3 separate regions of the Mus musculus genome follow, and all the other regions are linked to region 1. The links are chromatin contacts, found by Hi-C or POLR2A ChIA-PET in ENCODE. All regions are on one chromosome and are shown on one strand. The core of a region is the stretch at or near the end of the contact, and the rest is flanking DNA. Distances in the headings are between cores, read along the strand shown.

Region 1 (3,124 bases), core at 450-2,949:
GACCTACGCTCTCATTTCTCGGTGGAAAGCCCACCTCTCACTATTACCCAGATGTCACCCAGATAACATGCCCCAGGCAAGACATCAGCAGCTCCCAAATGGATAGCCCCTGCCCTCTGCCCTATGGGTCAGTCACTCTCAGTATCCTACCTACTATCCAAACTACCTCTTCTAAAGGAGTTTGGAGCTCTTCAGGAACCCCAACAATGAACAGCAAGAGCTTAACAAAGAGAGAACAACAATAAAAACACCAGAGAGCACTGGGGTGGGTTGTGGGTGGTGCACATCTTTAGTACCCACAGAGGCAGGTGGATCTCTGAGTTCTAGGACAGCCAGAATGAATTCCAGGATAACCAGGGTTACGAAGGGGAAACCCTGTCTCAAGAAACAGAACAAAAAAAAAAAAGCAATAACAACAACAGGCACCAGAGAGAAACACAAGTGCAAAATGTCCAAGATTCACACACGGATACCATAAAGGTCTATGAAGAACACCCGCAACGCCACCAGCCGGCAAGAATATCAGACCACTGAGTCCCCTATCTCAGAAAAGTAAGTCCTACATAACCTGCCTCCTTTGGCCTTCCTTCTAGTGTGGCCTCAGAACAACAACAACAAAAAAAACCCCAAACAAACCCGACAGGAAGGAACACAGACAGTGAAAGGTGGGCTCTCCGCTGAGCGATGACAGAATAGATCTGACACTGCAAGTATCTTAGGAGAGTCCCACTCAGCACTGCAAACCTCTCCTCCCAAAACGAAGGCAGAACACAGTGCAAGAAAACCAACTTCCTACCCTTAAAGTAGCCCAACTAGCTTTAACAGTTGCTAACCCGGGTCGGTCTCGCACCCTGGACCCATCCTCCTCCTGTGCTCTCATGGGCTTCTCTGTTGGCTCCCCTTTTAGGTTCAGTATCTACTTAGTCCCCAGACAGGTTGCCACCAGGTGCCAACACCGGCGGCTGGAGGAGGGTGGGGCTGGCTGGGGCGGGGCTCTGACCAGTAGGAACCTGCAGGGCCGGCTGGAGGTTGCGGTGCCCAGCTCGGGCAGCGCCTGCTGAGATCTCGCTCCAGCCGGCTGCCCCAGAAGTCATACACCACCCCGAGAACTGAGCGCGGGGCAGCAGGTGCGGCGGCCGCTCACCTTAGGTAGCTCGCGCAGCTGGTTGGCGTCGAGGAGCAGCTCCTCGAGGCTACGACTGTAGCGGTAAATCTCCTCTGGCACAACCTGCAGCGAGCAGTGCCGCTTATCCACCGACTCCACGTGCCGGTTACAACGCCAGAGCGGGATGCACTTCAGCATGATGCGGGCGGGCAGTGAGCGCGGGCTCGGGAGGCGCTCGGCGGGCTCGGGCCGGGGGGCGGGGCTCGGCCCGCATGAGCGCCGAGCGCGGGCGGAGCGGCGCGCGCGGGGGTGGGGCGGGCAGCCGGGTCCCGGACTGTGGCCGGGGTCGGCGCTCGGCTCGGCCCGCGTTCAATACGAGCTGTAGGCTCCGACGGCGGCACACAGCTGGCAGCACGGCCTGACCCGGCAGCGCTTTCTTAGGCGCTGGGGGCGCGGCGGCGGCTCCGCATCCCGCCCGGCCTGCTCACCTAGCAGCTCATCCGCCCGCAGCACCGCAGCCGGAACCGCCGCCGCTGCCCGCGACAACCGCCCAGCCGCGCAGCCCGCCGGGAAGCCTAGGCCCGCCCTCTCTGCTCAAAACTACAGCTCCCAAAGGGCCACGCGGCGTGGCGTCTCCGACGACCCGTAGCGGTCTCGCGCGGGGCATGTCGGGATTTCCGGCCTCGCTCTGGCGTAACCCATACTAGCAGGTGTAACAACTCAGATGCCCGCCCGCCCACAAAATGCTCTCTTGGTCCTGGATCCTACAGATCTCAGGGCCAGACAGCTCTCAGAGCTATCCACGTGAGCAAGGCTGCAAGCCAGCACTCCCCACAAAGGAAGATAAAGCAAGGCCTGTCCACCCCGGTCCCTCCTGTTCACCCCTGCACAGCAGGCTGAACGCCCTCCTTGTCCCTGGTGCCTTGGAACCCTGATAAGACATTCCACACACAACCAGCTTGGGTCACAGGACCAATTTCAGACACAGGGACTTCAGGGCCAGTGGTATCTGCATCTTTATGTACACTACAGGGTGGGTTGGGCAGAGTGCCTGGTCCCAGGGACACACCACGGTTAACACTTTACAAAACCCAAAGGAAGGAAGGGGCAAGTGCAAGTCCAGGAAATGAGGCCAAAGTCACGCGGAGAGGTCGCTGTTATCAAAACGCTCCTGGTCATACACTTCAGCCACCACCTTGCGACCACCAAACCAGCGCCCATTGAGGGCCTGGATGGCCTTGTGAGTCTCTGAGGCCATGGAGAATTCCACAAAAATCTTGACGATGATTTCTGCATCTTCCTCTTCGCCCTGTTTTTCTTGATAGATAATGACCCGGTTCACAGCACCAAATTTGCCACACTCCTCTGTCACCTCTCCCTCCAGGTCGTCATCGATGTCCTTGGGGTCCACCATGTTTCGGAGAACCATCACTGTAGACTGTAGGAAAGACAATTGACTGCTGTGACTGTGGGAAAGACACCTGAATGCTGCGACCTATCACCCACTACTTCACATTCATACCGCCGAGAGCGGGCCTGGCACGAGCCCACCTACTTACCTCCTGTTTTCTGAGTAGCTTTTGCATGACCATGTGGCGAGCACTGCTGCCCGAGATGCTCATGTGCTCCTGCTCACTCAACATCTCTGGCCGTTCTGACTCAGGAAACAGCTCCTCCTCTTCCTTCTCCTTCTTGGGCTCCAACAGACCCAACGTTGGCGGGCTGGCGAGAATGGGGTTCACTACTCCCACAGAGGGGATGGTGACCGGAATAGGAGGGCGGGCTGGTGTCACACCTGCAGCAAAACCAACCGAGTTTAATAGCCACACATACACTCTCCTGTTTGGGAAAGAGTAAAGAGATGGTTGGCGATAGCCAGCCTGTCCTGGATTCAAGGGATTACACCGAAGTAAGTATGGGTTGGGAAGCTGAAGACAGACCCTAGAGGAGAGGGGAAAGGAATGGAAGAGAACCTGATCAACTCAGACTCACCTGTGATGACTCCAGGGGCCTGGGCAG
Region 2 (3,124 bases), core at 441-2,940, 300 kb after region 1:
GTTGGGTGCTCTTACCCATTGAGCCATCTCACCAGCCCTGTTGTGGAGTTTCTTAAGAAGAAACCTTATAACAAAATATGTGGTCAACTTGATCCTGCTCTGAGTCAAACTATTTTCTGTACCAGGAATATAATATGAAGTGGTTGGCAGGCATGGGACAAAATGGCTCCAGCTGTGCTTGGGGAATAGTCCTCAACACAGCTAGTCACATTCCACTCACAGAAGACAGCAATGATTCCTACATGTCAGTATGCTTGCTTTTTCCACACTTATAAAACCCCTTTCCTATAGGGAATGGTAACAATCACAGTGGGGGCAACGTCTTTCCACTAATTAAGCCCCCACAGATGTGCCCATAGGCCAACTTAATTTAAAGTCACTGAGCTTCCCTTTCTAGGTGACTATTTTGTGTCAAGTTAACAAAGTTAACTTTGTTTAAGAGAAAAATCTTTTGAGACCAGCTCATTTTATAGCTCAGGCTGGCCTCAAACTTACACTGACCTTCCTGCCTCAGCCTCCTCAGTTGTGAGATTAGACAGTGACACGTTTATAAAAAGATAAGGAGCCGGGCAGTGGTGGCGCACGCCTTTGGTCCTACCACTTGGGAGGCAGAGGCAGGTGGATTTCTGAGTTTGAGGCCAGCCTGGTCTACAGAGTGAGTTCCAGGACAGCCAGCACTGTCTCCAAAACAAAACAAAACAGAGGCAAGGGAGCCTTTTCTTAGAAACTCACTAGCTGCTGTCAACAGCTGGGAAATCTGGACAGTTGGCCCTACACAGACCTAACCACTTTGCCATTGTAGCCGGAAGGATCCCAGTCAGTATCTAAGGTTGCATAGGATCTGGAACCGTGGCGGTTCCTGGCTATCTCCTACAAAAACCTGACAAGGACCAGCCCTGGAAAAACCCCTAACTCAAGATTTCTAATTTGAGAGAGCAAGGACCCCAGGCAGCTAATTGCTAATACAGGCACAAGAAGCACCAAATGGGATACTTTCCCAGAACAGATCCTAGTACTGAAATTATCTTCTGCTAGGGATTACGTAGCTAAGAAGGCCAGTGTCCTCCCATCTGTGCTAACAAATGTGCCGGTGGAAGGTAATATGGAGCCACTGAGAAGCAAAGAAACGCAGCGAGGTATGGAAGACAGAAACCGAACAGTGCTCTAAAGAGCTGGCAGGGGCGTCTGTCACCAGGTGCCCCCAAACCTGCAAACTATAGATTCATTTATTAGTTCCCTTTGCCCAAGCCTGCTTGACTCAGACTTCTGTCACTGAAGAGGACCTAACAAATGCACTAGAAAAAAAAATTTAGCCCCTCTGCAAAGTCAGAGACTGATCCAAAGCTGCCTTTTCATCGCAGAGTCCTGCACCCTCCGGTTCCTGGATGTCTGAAACCAGGTTTAAAAGGTGGCAGCAAACACTCTGGACACCAGGATCACCGGCTGCCGAGCTTCGCTTCAAATTATGCGTGCTGGTCGCGTGGTTCTGACTCCTGGCAAAGCAAACACGCAATAGGCAGCCGGAAAAGTCCTTGCAAGGATCTGGTGGTGGTGGTGATGATGATGGGAAGGGGGGGAGGGTGCATCTGCACCAGCTTAAGGGGTGCCTAATACTGTGGCCCACAATGCCTCGCGCTGAAACCGGCCCCGCCCCCTTCAGCCAGGTTCTCAGCCTCGGAAGGGTTTTAACGACTTCCGCTTTTCCGGCGGTGGCCCCGGCACGAGAAGTGACTGAGACTGCTGGCGGCATGCGGGGACCGGGAGTAGGTTCGGGGTTCTCTGGTGAGCGAGGGTTGCTAGAGCAGGAGGCTGGCGCGGACACGGAGGCGGTGGAACTGCTGCCCTTCCTGGTGCTCGGAGCGCGAGCCGACCTGCAGGCGGCCGCGGCGCAGCACGTGCTGGCGCTGACTGGTGCGGGCTCGGGCCGCACGCTGTTGGCCGGACAGCCAGAGTTGTTGCGGGCCTTGGTCGACCTTGCGGTGGCCCCGGCCCCAGCTCCTTCCCGCGATGCCTCCCGCGCGCTCGTGAACTTGGCTGCTGATCCCAATGTGCACTGGCAGCTGCTGGCGGCTGACCCGGAGCTGCCCGCCCGCCTGCTGCGCTGCGTGTTGGACCCTCAGTGGCCCTGGGCTGAAGAGGCGGCTGCAGTGCTGGCCAACCTGAGTCGCGAGCCGGCTCCGTGTGCTGCGTTAATGGAGAAGCTGATGGCCGCTGAGCCGGAGCGGTTGGGTCTGGAGCGACTTGTCAACGCGCTGTGCACGCCGAGCTACAACGCGGCCGCACCCCTGCATTACCTGGGGCCGCTGCTCTCCAACCTTAGCCAGCAGGCGGAGGTGCGTGCTTTTCTCCTGGACCCAGACAGGTGAAACCCAGTCGCCTGCGCGGGCGGGAAGGTGGGGAAGTGGAAGTGAACAAGGACAGCAGTGAATATCTTCTTTCAACAGGTGCGTGGTCCAACGGCTGCTGCCTCTTACCCAGTACACAGATTCTTCGGTGCGCAGGGGCGGGGTGGTGGGAACACTTCGGAATTGCTGTTTTGAGCATCGTGAGTGACAAGGAGGGGGTGGTGCCATTGCCAAGGTGGGGATTGGACCCTAGGGAACCCAACGGACCATTATTCTGATCTCCTTCCTTGTCCGCACCTCCAGGACATCACAAGTGGTTACTTGGGGCCCAAGTCGACATTCTCCCCTTTTTGCTACTGCCCTTGGCTGGGCCTGAAGAGTTTTCCGAGGAAGAAATGGACCGTGAGTGACTTGGGTGGTTGCCTCAGGGCTGTCTGGTGCTAGAGGGAAGACTACAAGAGGGAGATGGAGAGGTGTGCAGGTCTGGAGTCCCTCAGTCCGGCAGCCTTTAAGGAGGGGGTCGTTACAGACACACACAAGGCTCACCCAGGCAGAGCAGGGCTTGGGTGTTCAGCACAGGGACCAATAGTCTCCCACCCTCACTCCTAGAGCTGCCTGTTGACCTGCAGTACTTGTCACCAGACAAGCAACGGGAGCCGGACGCTGACATCCGGAAGATGCTCATCGAAGCCGTCATGCTGGTGAGCAGGGGCCTGGGGTGTTAGTGCCTCTCCACAAGTCCGTATTGGCATCCGAGTAACCTTTTTCCATCTTCCTAG
Region 3 (3,124 bases), core at 409-2,908, 280 kb after region 1:
TTAAAGTAGCAATGAAAATAAATGTATGGCTGGGGGCCATACTGTATTAAAACTATATTAAAAGGTTGAAGCATTAGGAAGGTTGTGAACCACTGGTCTACATCCAAGGCCCTCTTTTCTCTATGCTTCTCCTGGTGACTTTGGGTGACTTCTCCAACTCCCAGTCTTTACCTCTCCAGAGTCCCAGCCATGTCCATGCTTTTCCAAGCAGGCACTGGATATAAGCCTCATACTAAGTGGTTCTTCTAGCTCAGTCATAATCACTAACTCTTCCATTTGAACAACCACAAGACCTATCAATTCCATCTCCTAAGATCCTCTGGCCTCCTTTAGCCTTGTCTACACTGTGGAGTTTCTATCTTTAAGTCTCTGTTGTTTTTCCACTGAATACAATCCCATTTTCCTTAAACTCTTAGTCCTGCAGCAATGCTTGCTCTTCTTTTTCTTACTTGTCTGGTACTGGGGTCAGCTCTTGAACCTCTTATTTCTCCACTTCCTTCCTCTTGGAAGCCTTCCTAGGTGCCCAGCTTTTCCATCACTACCCCCAACCTCGACCAGGTGGCCCGGACATATTCAAATAAGCATTTATTTCACAACACTGACCATTTTGTCCTTCTGCGGTGGCATCTCGCACCAGTGCTGCCCACTGCTGTGCTTCCTCGGGGTCGAGGAAGTGCACGCTGAAGGTTCCAGGACCTCCAGGGGGAGGCTGCAGCTCGTGTTGGTTAGGCCCACGGACGGTGTAACAAATAGCCTCCAAGGGCCATTCTAAACTGACCTGAACAGGGAAGAGTACTCGGTCGGTGGTTCCTCTTCGTTACCCACACGAATGTGAAAGGAAAAGGAACGAGGTAATCTTTACGGCTCTGAACTTTTCTCGCCTGTTATCTTACCAATTCCTCACAAGATTTGTAAATTAGGTATCAGCATTATTCCCACTTTTACAGGCAATCAAGAAAAATAACTGCTTAAGGACTGTCGTCAAGGTAATCGAAAGAAAGTTGATTCCAGAATCGGGCCCACACTCACCGCCCCAGGCTCGGTGCCTAACAGTCCTAGCCGGAAGCGTCCAGGCCGCTCAGGGTCCGCTATCAATTGCAGCTTCCGCGGCTGCGCTTCGGCATCCTGTCCAGCGCCCAGGGGCCTGACCGCCGCGTGCACTGCCAGGAGCACCACAGGTGAGGCAGGGTCTGCAGCCACTGCCGCACCGCCGGCGGGCGGCGACATTTCTGATCCGGCGGAGTCCTGACTCTCCGAGAGTGCTTCCGTGATAGAGAACTGTCGAGTACTTCCGCCGGCCAGAAACTCGGACTGTGAGCCTCGGTTCCGGATGCCCCAGAGCTTGGAGAACAAGAAGGACCCGATGCTGCGCACTACCAGAGCCTGATGGCTCGCTAAGCGATAGGAATGGTCCCAGATCTCCAGGCACGGTCCGGCCAAGCTAGTCACCTTTCAGCAGGACCCGAGACAGTGTCACAGACCGGTCACCGGTCACAAAAAGAAGGCAAGGATGAACTTTTCTTAAAGGTTCGAACGAACGACAGCTGCTGCCCTACACAAGACAATACCAGTTCCCGGAAGGAACCAGGCACCAATGCACACAAACACACATAAGCACAGCAGAGGCTCTTCGTAACCGTGGACCACTCTAGGAAGAGGGTTGGCTCCTGGGGGCGGGGCGGGCATGGTTCTAACCAATCAACACCAAGAGGGGAGGCGGGTTCGTTAGCGAGTGCGAGACAGACAAGCTATGCAGCCAGTAGAAGTGGAAGGTGAAGCCGAGTGGCGGAGGAGTCCACCAATAAGGTTTCTCGTGGTCTGGCCCTGTGGTTAAAGTGGACCATTCAGAGGAGTGGGGTTGGGCCCGTCGGACGCTTGTTGTTGTCGGGTCGGGGGAGGCGGAGGTCGCTGTTTCGTTCTCTGGCTGGTACGATCTCGGCGGTCCGCGGCAGGTTGGTCGCGAAAGCGGGCGTTGCAGGGGGGCGAGGCTATGTCGCGGCTGCAGCCCGTATGGGCCGGCAGGGCCTGGAGTAACGGGACGTCGCCGCGAAGCTTCTTCCCCCGGATACAGTGCGGCCCGAGTGGAGGCCGCGGCGCCGCCCTCCAGTCCTGAGGAACCCGCGCTGCGCAAAGCCCGCGCCGCCGTCACCTCGGCACCGACACTAAACAACCCGTCTACCCTGGCTTGATCTAGCCCAATTCTGGCAGGTGGGTGTCCGCCTTGTGCGCCAAGCGGTCCGGGCTTGCGGGAACCACAGTCCCCGGCGGGCCTCGCGCTGCTGCAGTGCCTCATGGGACTTGTAGTTCTTATGCTGCTTGGGGCTGGAGCGCCTCTCTTGGTGCACTGCCTCCTGGGGCTTGTAGTTTCCCGCTACGAATCTGCTGGTACCTCTAGGCTTGCAGGGCAGCAATGCCAGGAGACCACTGGCCTGCGCCAGCAGAGGTGGTGTGTCTGCCCATCCTACACACTTCGACGTACGAAGTACGAATTAGGCATACTTGCAAATAGAATTGAAGAATTCATGGGTTTCCTCCTCTTGACAGGAAGCAGTGAAGCAACCCATAGAACCCGGGAGGAGCACCCATACAGGTGACCCTCAAGGCTTGAAACCCCAGATGCCCCGTTCCGAACCGGATAGCAGGTTCTTATTGAGGACCTTACAACAGTCTGAGGATGCCTGCAGAATGTCAATGGAGTAGGAATGTCGAGAGTGGGTGGGGCCCCCAGCCAGCCCCAGTATATAGTACTTGAGATTGAGGTAGAACCTGGACATGCCATGCTCATGCATAGGATCATCTCCCTGTCAGCCAGTGCTGAGTTCTCAGGGGCAGGTAAGGTGAGGAAGATGAGCTCCATGGTGGACTCAAGGTTAGCTCGAGCTGCAAACAGTACTCTGCTAGTGGGTGGAAAGGCTGAAAGTGGAGCCCTTTGGAGCTAGGTAGCCATGCTGGCTTCCCACATTCCCAGGTAGTGCTGCCCTAATCCCACTGGCACAAGAATCTCCCTTCCCAAAGGACATGAAGCTATTGGAGAACTCCAGCTTTGAGGCCATCAACTCACAGTTGACAGTGGAGACTGGAGATGCCCATATTATTGGCAGGTGAGGCTGGAGGCTCTGGGGAT

What was found. A loop is a pair of places that touch in the nucleus more often than their neighbours do. ChIA-PET counts read pairs that join two places held with the same protein, here RNA polymerase II (POLR2A).
Region 2: a loop to region 1 is called in a map of regulatory T cell, with 2.7 times the contacts of the local background. The contact joins the promoter of Hgh1 here to the promoter of Scrib in region 1. A Hi-C loop is called at or near these places in 5 of 37 maps with a recorded cell type or tissue (adrenal gland, gastrocnemius, heart and 2 more).
Region 3: a map of heart shows a loop between it and region 1 (3-fold over the local background). The contact joins the promoter of Sharpin here to the promoter of Scrib in region 1. A Hi-C loop is called at or near these places in 9 of 37 maps with a recorded cell type or tissue (T-helper 2 cell, adrenal gland, gastrocnemius and 3 more). POLR2A ChIA-PET finds 5 or more read pairs at or near these places in 1 of 5 experiments (embryonic stem cell).

What each region holds. Positions count from the first base shown.
Region 1 is chr15:76,068,085-76,071,208 of GRCm38, forward strand. Scrib (scribbled planar cell polarity) reads right to left here and starts at 1,700. Exons shown (of 36, transcript NM_001310543.1): 1 at 1,145-1,700. The coding sequence starts at 1,303. It overlaps Puf60 (poly-U binding splicing factor 60), which reads right to left. Exons shown (of 12, transcript NM_028364.2): 10 at 3,098-3,124; 11 at 2,665-2,900; 12 at 2,098-2,543. The coding sequence ends at 2,244.
Region 2 is chr15:76,367,208-76,370,331 of GRCm38, forward strand. Hgh1 (HGH1 homolog) reads left to right here and starts at 1,691. Exons shown (of 6, transcript NM_021555.2): 1 at 1,691-2,362; 2 at 2,445-2,545; 3 at 2,649-2,747; 4 at 2,955-3,046. The coding sequence starts at 1,749.
Region 3 is chr15:76,349,452-76,352,575 of GRCm38, forward strand. Sharpin (SHANK-associated RH domain interacting protein) reads right to left here and starts at 1,659. Exons shown (of 9, transcript NM_025340.2): 1 at 1,030-1,659; 2 at 604-778. The coding sequence starts at 1,227. Maf1 (MAF1 homolog, negative regulator of RNA polymerase III) reads left to right here and starts at 1,843. Exons shown (of 8, transcript NM_026859.3): 1 at 1,843-2,208; 2 at 2,969-3,101. The coding sequence starts at 3,019.